Regions from separate parts of the Homo sapiens genome. Here regions 1 and 2 are each linked to region 3. A link is a contact called in ENCODE Hi-C or POLR2A ChIA-PET data. All regions are on one chromosome and are shown on one strand. Each heading gives the region's core, a stretch centred on a gene start or an enhancer-like site at or near the end of the contact. The rest is flanking DNA. Distances are from core to core; before and after follow the strand shown. Region 1 holds the start of ATP2A2 (ATPase sarcoplasmic/endoplasmic reticulum Ca2+ transporting 2). Region 2 holds the start of CORO1C (coronin 1C). Region 3 holds the start of UBE3B (ubiquitin protein ligase E3B).

Region 1 (3,682 bases), core at 869-3,368, 800 kb after region 3:
ATTTAATTTTTTTTTTGAGACAAGGTCTCACTCTGTTGTTGCTCAGGCTGGAGTGCAGTGGCGTGATCACAGATCACTGCAGTCTTGACCTCCTGGGTTCAAGCGATCCTCTCTCTTTAGCCTCCTGAGTAGCTGGGACTAAAGGTTCAGGCCACCACGCCCAGCTAATTTTTTTCTTTTTTTTTTTTAGTAGAGATGGAGTCTCGCTATATTGCCCAGGCTGGTCTCAAACTCCTGGGCTCAAGGGATCCTCCTGCCTCAGCCTCCCAAAATGCTGGGATTACAGACGTGAGCCACTGTGGCTGGGTAGCCACTTTAGACAGCAAAGACATCTCTGAGGAGGGGACATGTAAGCTGCGATCTGAATGGAAAGAGAACGACACAAGTGAAGAAGATCTGTGGGAAGAGCATTCCATACAAAGGCTGAGGTCAGGAACTCCTCCAGAAGCTCATAATTGCACCAGAGGTGCTTACAACCCCAAGCAGTGACAGTGGCACAGAATATTCAACATCAAATGCCTAAGCTAATTTCCAGGCTGAGAAAGGTAAACCATCCTTCTCCTGCCTGCAGTGCTTCTATCGGTCCTGAAAGAGACAGAGGAGGTAAGGGAGAAGAATTGGTACGAAATGGTGCAGAGCTGGTCTCAGAGGGCAACAACAGCCAGCCCTCCATGACCACACTCCCACCGTGCACTCACGTGCCCCTCTTGAAGCGGCTCTGATCCTGTGACCTAACCAGTTTCCACCTGGCTTCTCTCAGTGCGTTGCCATATAGTATAATTTTTTGTTTGTTTGTTTCGTGTAGGGTTTTGTTGGTTCTTTTCCAAGTATCAATCAAAACTACATGCCAACGTCCACTCCTTGGAAATAATTAAATGACATGACGTGCCTGATTTTTTCAGCTGGTGATGCACTGTAATTTGCATCTGCTGAAGGAATTTATCTTAAGTCCTGAAGCCCAGCCACTTGAGACAACTGAGGTGATTTTTCTGCTCTGCTTTTGCTCATGCGGATGGTGCGTTATTGTTAAACACAAAAGTGGACTAATTGCTTCATTCTGCAACCTACTCCGTGAAGAAAGCTGCTCTTCTTTGTGAAGAGAATATGTTCATGTTTTGTTCATGAATTCCATGCAATTTCCCATCCCCTTGTTAAGTAATGTAGCTTCTTTATATTGGCAAAATTCCCTTTATCTTGCTGTGACCTGCGCTTTGTCCTCCCGAGCAGAGCAAATCATCTGTGGTTTAAGAGCAGCTTTGGATTCAAGTCCCCTTTTCTCCTGTCGAGGGAAGTGAGTCTATGAAATGGCCTTCATCTGAAAGCCACAGCGAAGCACCTCCTAGCCCAAGTCTAGCTGCTGTGTGGCAGCTCCAGCGGCGTGAACTGTGACTGCCCTGCAGACACCTATCAAGCGCTGCGTCAGCTATTAATAATAAAATCAACTCTTCTCCCTCCCCCCCGCGAGGGGGGTTCCCTCGTCAGGGCCCAGAACCCGCTGGGGAAGAATCGGGGCTGGCGTGCGAAGGAGCTGGCGGCAGGGGGTGTAGGATGCGGTGTTCCCGAGGCGACAGATGAAGGATTTGGGTTGTGTGGGAAGTGAACTGCGGAATTCCTCCCCTTGGTTTCTGAGGGGGGCTCTGAAGGAGCCAGATTAGGATGCAGAGCGCAGCCCGGGCGACCGAGGGCGAGGAGGCGAGCCAAGGACATCAGCCCGAGGGCGCCTCGAGACGCCCCGCGTGGACCGCGCTCCCAGCTCCTCGGCCTCGCCTTCCAACCATCCGCCCACCGGCCCCAGAGCAGCGTGCCCACTGTGAGCGCCCCACCCTGCGTCTGCAGGTGGGTGGGTCAGAGAACCGCAGGCACAGAAGAGGGTACCCAGCTTCCCCTCCGCCAGCCCCGCGACCGCGGCGCGCGCGGCCTCGATCCGGGTTCCTAGGGGCGGCGCGCGGGAGGGGGCGGGGCCTGCGCGGCAGCGTGGGCGCCAGGCGCGCGGGAGGAGGGAGCCGGGAGGAGGGGGCGGGGCCGCGCCGCCCGCGCCGCGCTGGGCGCTCTCGGCCAATGAGCGGCGTCCACATGCCGCGGCGGCGGCGAAAGGGGAGGCAGCGGCCGATAAATGCTATTAGAGCAGCCGCCGCGGAGCCGTCCCCGACGCCACCTCCTTTTCCTTCGCCGCAGTTTCCTCCGCCGCTGTCGGGCGTGCGGCGCTGAGGGACCCGGGCGAGCGCGCCGCGCACCGCCCCGCCGGCTCGCCTCCCTCGCCGCGTTCCGCCCTCAGTGGTCTGCCGGGCGCCCCCTCCTCCGGCCCGGGCGGGGCCTCTGATCGCCTCAAGAGAGCGGGGAGGGGGCTCGGGGGCCGCGGCCTGCCCTCCCGGCGGGCGGCTGAGGGCGAGGGAGGCCCTCCCTTCTGGCGAGGGGAGGGAGGGTGGGTCAGGAGCCCCCAACCCGCCCTGCGGAGCTCGGGGCCGCGCGAGGGGCGGTTGTCTGGGGGAGGGGGCGCGGGGTGATTCAGCGCCCGGCGAGGCGGAAGCGGCCGCAAGAGGAGGAGGGGAGAGCCCGTCCGCGCCTGGGCTCCCGGGGTGGCACGAGCCCGCGGCCGGAGTGCGAGGCGGAGGCGAGGAGGCCGCGGGGACGGGAGGCGAGGCCGGCCGGGCCCCCGAAGCCATGGAGAACGCGCACACCAAGACGGTGGAGGAGGTGCTGGGCCACTTCGGCGTCAACGAGAGTACGGGGCTGAGCCTGGAACAGGTCAAGAAGCTTAAGGAGAGATGGGGCTCCAACGGTAGGTGCAGGGCGCTCCGCTGCAGGGGCCCGGCGCGGCCGGGAGAGCCAGGGAAGATGGCTGACCGGGCTCCACCTCGTGGGCTTCGGCTCCGCGCCCGCCGACAGCTGCGGGCGGAGGGTCGGGCCAGCGCGCCGGCCCCGCGGGAGAGAAAGGGGCTGCGGTCCTCGCCTCGCCTTCCCTGGACCTCTTCGCTTCTCGGGCCCTCGACCTTTTCGGCGCGCAAGGCTCGGAGGCTTCTCTCCAGCAGCAGCCGGCCCCGGTGGAGGGAGGGACGTGGCTTCTGCAGCTAGGTTGAGCCCGGCAAGACGTTTTCTCGTCCCCTGCCGATTTATGAGGAGTCGAGGTCGTTGGAAGGCCTCTGACCGTTCTTGTCCTACCCAAAGTTACACATCTGGCAGAAGTGATGACATCGCTGAAACCACTCCTAGGTTCAGGAGCCCGAAGTGATTTCACGCTTAGGGCTAGACCTCAGGCCATTGATTACAAAGAGTGCATGCTTCCTTGAGATATCTTCGTGGTATGCCCTCTGCTAAAAAAATCGGATATTCTTATAGCTAGGTCTGTGTTTTAAAGATATTGATGCTTAGAATTGTAGCAGTTCTTTTTAGAAAAACGAAGTGCTAAAATGTCTCTCTCTTTTTTTTTTTAACCTCCCTCTTGACACATTGCTTGACGAATTTCTACATTCTACAGAGTTACCGGCTGAAGAAGGTAATCTTAACATGCTGTTTCTGTTTTTTTTCCTCTGTTGGTGTGCTGATGGTAAGATGACAGTTAAAACACATGTGTTTGTTTCTTACAGGAAAAACCTTGCTGGAACTTGTGATTGAGCAGTTTGAAGACTTGCTAGTTAGGATTTTATTACTGGCAGCATGTATATCTTTTGTAAGTATAAAAAAA
Region 2 (3,654 bases), core at 445-2,944, 750 kb before region 3:
TTCACAACTGAACAGACGGTACAAAGCAACTGCTTATACTTAATCATGTTTCTGTCTATTCCAGCAGGCCCTGGTGTCAGGAGAACGTTCTGCCAGATAAGGACAATGAGATGCATTATTATATAGAGTGACTAAGAGCCCTACAAGTACTGTTTTAGAATGTAATCCCAGGCAGAAAGGCTGCGGTAAGAGGGCCTAATATTTTGTGGTAACTATTTCCAAAAGTAAATATATTCGCCACCCAGGACCAGTTTATTAAACGCGCACTACATTCAATTCTTTTCAAATGTCTTATAGGAGGGAAAAGCCTTTGTATCTTACCATGCCGGGGGAAATGAACAACTTGCAATTTGCTTCGCACTCTGAATCCCACGTTTGCAACATGTAGAGCAAGCACTTTAGACACCACAAAACAAGGGCAGCCTACATTACGGCCAAATATAGGATGTGTTTCTAAATCGTGATGCAGTAAAGCCTACGATTCCTTTTCCAGCGTTCAAAATCCTTTGAACACTCCCAAAAAAGGATGCCAGGGCCAGCGCCTCCCTCCAAGAGGAAGCCCCTTTCTTCTCAGCTCTCACCGCAGCCTGCCACTTCCCCCAACACATTCAAATCATTTGAGAGACGGAGAGCTGGGGAGCGTGCGCCGGTGGGGACAGGCGGGAGAGCTCGGTTTCTGCATTCCCACCCTCCACGTCTGACCTCATCCTCAGTCATTTCGGCGCAGCGGGGCCCCACCTGCACCTCGCTCCTTTTTACTGCGTCCCTCGCCAGCTGCCCCGCTATTAGGGAAACACACCTCTGAATCACCCAGTTCACTCGGACACCCTGGGCCCCCGATCCGACAGCCTTCCTGCTTCGTTCCTCCCCTCCCAACCCCCAGCCAGTCCCAGCCCTCTGCTCCCTTGGCCGGGCTCAGCCTCTTCCCAAGCCGCCCCCACCCACATTACTCCAGCTCCAGCTCTGCCCCGCCCCGCCTGACCCCCAACCGAGATCTGCAGGGCCCAGAGCTGGTCTCGCACCCAAAGCCAGGAAACCCGCAGGCCAGGCGGCCGCCCTCGCCCCTCCCGACGCAGGGCCCAGCTCGCCCCGGCCCCACGTGAGCCCGGCCCCTACCCGCCCCCACCCACTCGTTCCCTGGGGCGGCCCAAACCCAGTCCCCAGGCCTGGAGCCCCCGGGCTCTACGCCTCGCCCGAAGCAGCCCTTCCCTCCCAGCACCTCGCCCAAGCAGGCGATCCCTGACCCCTAAAAGCCTTCCCTGGGCAGCCTCGTCCCACCTCGGCCCGCGGCTCCGCACCCGGCCAGGAGCGTTCCGGACCTCGAAAGCCTCCTCCCCACAGGGACCCTGCTTCACGCTCCCCACGCCACCTGGTTCGGTCCCCAACTCCCTTTCCCCGAGCCCCCGACAGCAGCCCCCGGCCCTAACCCCTTGCAACCCAGCCCGTGAACCCGCGCCCCGCGCGCCCACCCAGCACTGTCCCCTCCACCTAGCCCTGCCCCTCGCCCCGCCGGCTCCTGTCAGGCGGCGCAGGCACATGCTCAGAGGACAGGTCCGCCCGCCCGACTCGCTCTCAGGCTGCCCCCGCCGGGCGCGAGCCGCTCACCCGGGCCGAGGTGCCTGAGGCGCCGCCGCCGAAGTCCCCGCTGCAAAGCCGGGCGAAGCCTCCAACCGCTGCCGCCTCCAGCCTGGCACTGAGCGCCGTGCGGGGGAGGGGCGCGGGCAGCCGCCACCGCCCCCGCCACCGCGCGTAGGCCCCGCCCCCGCGCCGCGCGGGACCCAACCAGGGCTGCCGGGCCGCTGTGCGCCACGCCCACTTCCGGAGGGGAAGCCCGCTTCCCACCCCACGTTCCACGCCTCGCTACGCCCCCTCTGGTCGCACCGAGGGATGCAGGCGGTGCCCAAGCGCACGCCCCGCTCTCCAGTCATCTGAGTGGTAGAGGGCCACGCCCACAGGCGCCTCCGAGCAACGCCCACTGCTCCTTAGACCCCGGAGCGGGGTTCTTAGAGCCCCGCCCACTGACCCGCTAGGCTCTGCAAGGCCACGTCCCCTGGCTCCTCAAAGATTCCCCCAGAGCCCCTCAATACAGGAACATTAGCTCCTCTGAGCCCCGCGCACTGCCTATCCGAGTCCTTAAACCAGCCTCCTGCTTCCCTAAGCCCGGCTCCCCTCCCACTGCTTCAGAACTCGCCCAGCGGCCTCACAAAGCCCCGCCCCGTCTTCCAGAAGCCCCGCCCAAGGACCGCAACCCTATTCCTAGCATCTCAAGCCCCGCCCACTACCCCATCTCAACGTTTAAACCCCAAGCCCCGCCCCGAATTCGCGAATCCACGCCTCTGGCTCCCGAGGCTCCGCCCTGGCTCCGTCACACCCTACCACCACCTCCCTTGAGGACTGCCGACGTTCCAGCCCTCCCTGAACCGTCCATTGTCACATTCCTAGTGCAGAGTGGCCGCCCCTGGGCTGGGCCACACCCACGTAACCCCAAAGAGGGCCCGTGATTGACCCCATTTCGCAGGTGAGGGAATGGAAACTTCAGGGTTCCTCCCTTCCTTTCCCTGGCCAGAGTCCCTTAATAACTCGGCGGCCCAGGCCTGAAAGTCGGAGCACGGGAATTTGAGCCTCAGCTCTGCGGCCGTCAGACTGTGTGACCTGGGACAGTTCTCTTACCTCTTTGGGCCTGAGTCCCCTAATCTTCAGCATGAAGAAGTTGTCCTGTTAATAGCTAAAGTCCCTTTCTGAAACACCAAGCTCTGAAATACCGAGATTTGAGGAAACAGAGCCTGGGGAACCGAACCGACTGTGGGGTAGGGCTATTTACTTCCCAAAGCAAGGCATCTTTGCCATTCACAGGGGGATTTTTTATTTTAAGCGTCAGCCTCAGAAACGTGTGTTATTTAAATCAAGCTTGACCTGAACTAAGACAGCTATCACAGCAAATTATTTATCCTCTCTAAGGGTCAGTTTCTTTATCTGTAAAATGGGGATAACAGCCCCTCCCTCACAGGGTTCCATGAGATCATATTAGCAGCCATGATCGTGGCATTACTTTTTGCCATTAAAAGGAATGGCAAAAACCGCGATTACTTTTGCACCAGGATAATAGTAATATACTTAGAAGAGTTCCTGGCTTGTGATAAACGCTCGACAGTACCTGTTGCTGCTACTGCTGGGACTCAACAAAATGAAAGGATGGGTTTTATTTTGCCTTCAAGCAGCCACTCCTAATAGGAGGAATTCAGCACCCTTCCTGCAGTAAGATTTGCCACTCACTTTATTTAAATGAGATAAACGTGATGAAACGCCTACTGCAGTGCCTGCCATATGGTGAGGCTCAAAAACAATTCACTTGTTTTTGTTTGTTTGAGACACAGTCTTGCTCTGTCGCTCAGGCTGGAGTGCAGTGGGGCAGTCCACGGCTCACTGCAGCATGGACCTCCCGGGCTCAAGTAATCCTCCCACCTCAGCCTCCCACGTAGCTGAGACTACAGGCACGCGCCACCATGCCCAGCTAAATTCTTAACATTTTTCTGTAGAGATGAAGTCCTGCTATGTTGCCCAGGCTGGCCTCAAACTCCTGAGCTCAAGAGATCCTCCCACCTCGGCCTCCCAAAGTGTTGGGATTACAGGTATGAGCCACTGTGCCCACAATTC
Region 3 (3,426 bases), core at 275-2,774:
AACCGATAGATGGGCTCCACCCCAAGAATGTCTGATTCAGTAGTCTCTGACAGGGCTTGAAATTTCAGCCATTTTGAATAAGTTACCAGGTGTTGCTGCTGGTGGGACCAGAGTTTGAGAACCACTGGTTTATGCTGCCTTCTTCCCATCCGCTGGTCCTTATTTTGCACAAAATGGAGCGGACTAGTCAACGTCAGCTACAGGATAACTGACTTTTCTTCAGCAGCGTCACTGGGACTGATTTTCCCTTAAGACTGCACTTTCCAGGGACGTGACAAACAAGCAAGCAAGTAGAAAGAAGATCTGGGCCAATCTTTGGTCATCTCTACCCAGGGACAATGAGCTACTCAGGGAACAGACCCTTGAGGATCCCAAGCAGACAAACCCCACAGCTGAGAGACAGATCTTGAAACATCCTCCGCTCCTTAGGCGTGGTCACCTCTGGCCTCAATGGAAGTTACAGATAGGTACCCAGGCGCCAGCTGAGGCACTGAACTCCGTGGCGCAGGTATCCTAACCTCAGGCCCCTGGCATCTCTCCCCAGGATTCCAAGCACTGAACGCACATCAGCCTGCTGGGCTCTCTCGATTTCTTTCCCTCACTGGGCCGTGTGTTCAGACGCACCTGGGAGCCCCTTCCCCACTTCCTGGAAACTCAGCGACTCCAGCCACAACCTCCAAAACGCCAAACGCTCCGCCCCAAGGAATCCTACCTCACCTTCTCATAACCTGCCCATTCATTCTCCTTCATAATCCTCCAAATCCTCATTTTCCACCCCCAAATGTCCGTTTTCAATTGATATCTCTTTGTTCTCCTCGCAATCACCAACTCCCATCTCCAACCAGCACTCAGGACTCACTTGGAGACACCCCTTCCTCACGCACACACGTATCTACTCCGCAAGCCCAAATGTGCTTCCCGGATTCCTAACCGCCAGGGAGCCTCCCTACCACCACCCCCGCCCCTAATTCTCCACCCAAAGCCCTTCCCCCACCCCGGGCCTTTCCCCTAACCAATCCCCCAAATGCCTCTCCACTATCGTGACTGCCCCTCATCACACCCCCTCCTCTCGGTCCCTTCTTATACTCTGCTGCTGCCCAGCTCCCTCGGCCGCCCTCAACCCCTAGTCCATGGGCACCGCCCTCCCTACCATGAAAAGTCGGAGGACGCAGGAGTCTCCAAACCCGGACTGAGAGAGGCAGGAAACACCCAGCTCACGCCAGCCGGGGGCGGAGGCGGGGCCGGAGCGATAACTTCCGCTGTCCGCACCCCACTTCCGCCCCGCAGAGGGCAACGTCTTAAGCCGTCCGTTGTGCGCCTAGGGGCCAGTTTTCTTTCCAGCCTCCCCGGCCGGAGTGGGTTCCAGCTTTTCTCGGCTGGGGAGGGCATTTATCCCACCTCCGCTATTTCAGCTGCCAGAGGGGAGGCAAGGTGTGGGGAAGTTTTCCTTCCCGGGCGAAGAAGCTCTGCGGAACTGTCATTTTCCGGAACTGGATGCTTGCTTCCTGGCGGGGTTCTGAAAGCGAACACCGCGGGGCAAGATGGCGGTAGTGCGTCGGCTGCTGCCCCGGGTCTGGCAGAACTCGGGTGTTTTGGGCTGAGACAGTGGCAGCTGCGGCCCCGACCCCAAGTGCGGGGACCTCCGGCGAATAAAGGTCGGCCTGCGGGTAGGCCGGTAGGGCCTGCGGTCCGGCCTGCGGGAGAACTGGGTCGTCAGTCCTCCGAGTGGTGGGGCTGGGGACTTTGAGGGAGTTGGCTCTAGGGCACAGTCCCTGCCTGGCCAGGTCGGAGGAACAAGTGCTGGGATCTGGCGTGTGTGCTCCAGGGGCTCTTTCCGCGGCCCTTTCCACCTCTTTTCACTTTGGGGACGGTAGGCCTTTATAAACGGACTAATGCTGGGTGATTTGTTCCTGTGGTTGTTGATGCCGAGGAAAGACTCTGGGCCCCAGGACTCACCTAAACTGGAGTTCGAATACTGTTCGCTCGCTGTGTGACCTTGGGTGAGTTCCCTCACCTCTCTGAGCCTCAGTTTCCTTCTGTGTAAATGGAGTAATTAGCAGGTTTCACAGAGGGTGTGAATACGTTTTAGTACCGTGCCTGACACCTAGTTCTGAATAAAGAAAAACTTGATCGTAATTTAACTCCAGCTTAGCCCCCACAGGCAATCTTGCACTCTCAACTTCTCTTTGCTTGGCCATTCTGTGAACGGGGGAGCCCTGGATCTTGTTTGTTTTACTTAGTGATAAATAACTGTTTTGGATATACATGGATTCAGATTCAAAAGCATCCACCTTAGATAGGCTGTAGCTTTCAATAAATAGTAGCTGTTAATATGAATAGTCTCTTTAAGTCGTGTTTCCTATTCTTTAAATAAAAATTAGATTATTGAGGCTGGCCACGGTGGCTCACGCCTGTAATCCTAGCACTTTGGGAGGCCGAGGCGGGCGGATCACCTGAGGTCAGAAGTTCAAGACCAGCGTGGCCAACATGGTGAAACCGCATCTCTACTAAAAATACAAAAATTAGCCGGGCGTGGTGGCGGGCGCCTTTAATCCCAGCGACTTGGGAGGCTGAAGCAGGAGAATCACTTGAACCTGGGAGGCGGAGGTTGCAGTGAGCAGAGTTCGCGCCGCTGCACTCCAGCCTGGGCAACAAAGTGAGACTCCGTCTCAAAAAAACAAAGATTATCGAGAACTGATAGAGCTGTTGAAAAGACAAGTTGGTTAAATAATCTGTGCAGTGTCTGATACACCGTCTGCCCAGAACAAGTGGTGGTGGTCATTAAACCTGGTGGCCCAGCTTTTCCTACTGCACAGGGACAATCCTCTTGGCTTAGTCAGCAGTTGGTATTTATGATGCTTCAGCTTTGGAAATATAGAGGTAAGACAAGAGTCTGAATCCTGCCTCTTAGTTATTACAGCCTTGACTCTGCCACATACTAATGGTCTAGACTGGAGTAGATGAGATCATGAATGATCTTCTCATAGGACTCCTCTCCTTATTAGATGAGATCACTTATAAAGGACTTGACACATAATGGGCACTCATTTACTTTTTTAAATGATCTTGGTTATCACCAACCTCTTATTTTCTAATCTTTCTACCTATATGATTCTTGTTTCCCTAACTAGATTGCAAGCTTCTTAAGGACAATACAATAAAGCTCACTTACATGCTACATGCTTTTAGATATCCTATATTAATATTTTCCCATTTAATCCTAATCACAATGTTGTGATGACTAAATTGAGGTACAAGAAGGATAAATGTTGCATTTAATCCTTTCAGCAACCCTAGGACATAGACACTATTATTACCCTCGATTTACACATAAGGAAACTGAGGCCTAGAGAGGATAAGTAACTTGGCCAAATGTCGGATAGAAGGAGTACTAAAAAGAACCAAGGCCCGCTTTCTCTGATGCAA

What was found. A loop is a pair of places that touch in the nucleus more often than their neighbours do. ChIA-PET counts read pairs that join two places held with the same protein, here RNA polymerase II (POLR2A). Pooled maps may share reads with other maps.
Region 1: a pooled map shows a loop between it and region 3 (21-fold over the local background). The contact joins the promoter of ATP2A2 here to the promoter of UBE3B in region 3. A Hi-C loop is called at or near these places in 2 of 37 single-sample maps with no recorded cell type and 7 of 50 pooled maps.
Region 2: a pooled map shows a loop between it and region 3 (7-fold over the local background). The contact joins the promoter of CORO1C here to the promoter of UBE3B in region 3. A Hi-C loop is called at or near these places in 1 of 37 single-sample maps with no recorded cell type and 9 of 50 pooled maps. POLR2A ChIA-PET finds 5 or more read pairs at or near these places in 1 of 52 experiments (AG04449).

What each region holds. Positions count from the first base shown.
Region 1 is chr12:110,279,129-110,282,810 of GRCh38, forward strand. ATP2A2 (ATPase sarcoplasmic/endoplasmic reticulum Ca2+ transporting 2) reads left to right here and starts at 2,119. Exons shown (of 20, transcript NM_170665.4): 1 at 2,119-2,779; 2 at 3,476-3,493; 3 at 3,585-3,667. The coding sequence starts at 2,662. RefSeq lists enhancers at 1,627-1,696, 2,814-3,568 and silencers at 1,787-2,386, 2,477-2,986.
Region 2 is chr12:108,729,824-108,733,477 of GRCh38, forward strand. It overlaps CORO1C (coronin 1C), which reads right to left and starts at 1,695. Exons shown (of 11, transcript NM_014325.4): 1 at 1,606-1,695. It overlaps LOC105369969 (a long non-coding RNA gene), which reads left to right and starts at 3,586. Exons shown (of 3, transcript XR_945328.4): 1 at 3,586-3,629. RefSeq lists silencers at 974-1,253, 1,444-1,953 and an enhancer at 1,566-2,369.
Region 3 is chr12:109,476,110-109,479,535 of GRCh38, forward strand. UBE3B (ubiquitin protein ligase E3B) reads left to right here and starts at 1,525. Exons shown (of 28, transcript NM_130466.4): 1 at 1,525-2,000. KCTD10 (potassium channel tetramerization domain containing 10) reads right to left here and starts at 1,191. Exons shown (of 7, transcript NM_031954.5): 1 at 1,151-1,191. The coding sequence starts at 1,153. RefSeq lists enhancers at 104-839, 1,348-1,437.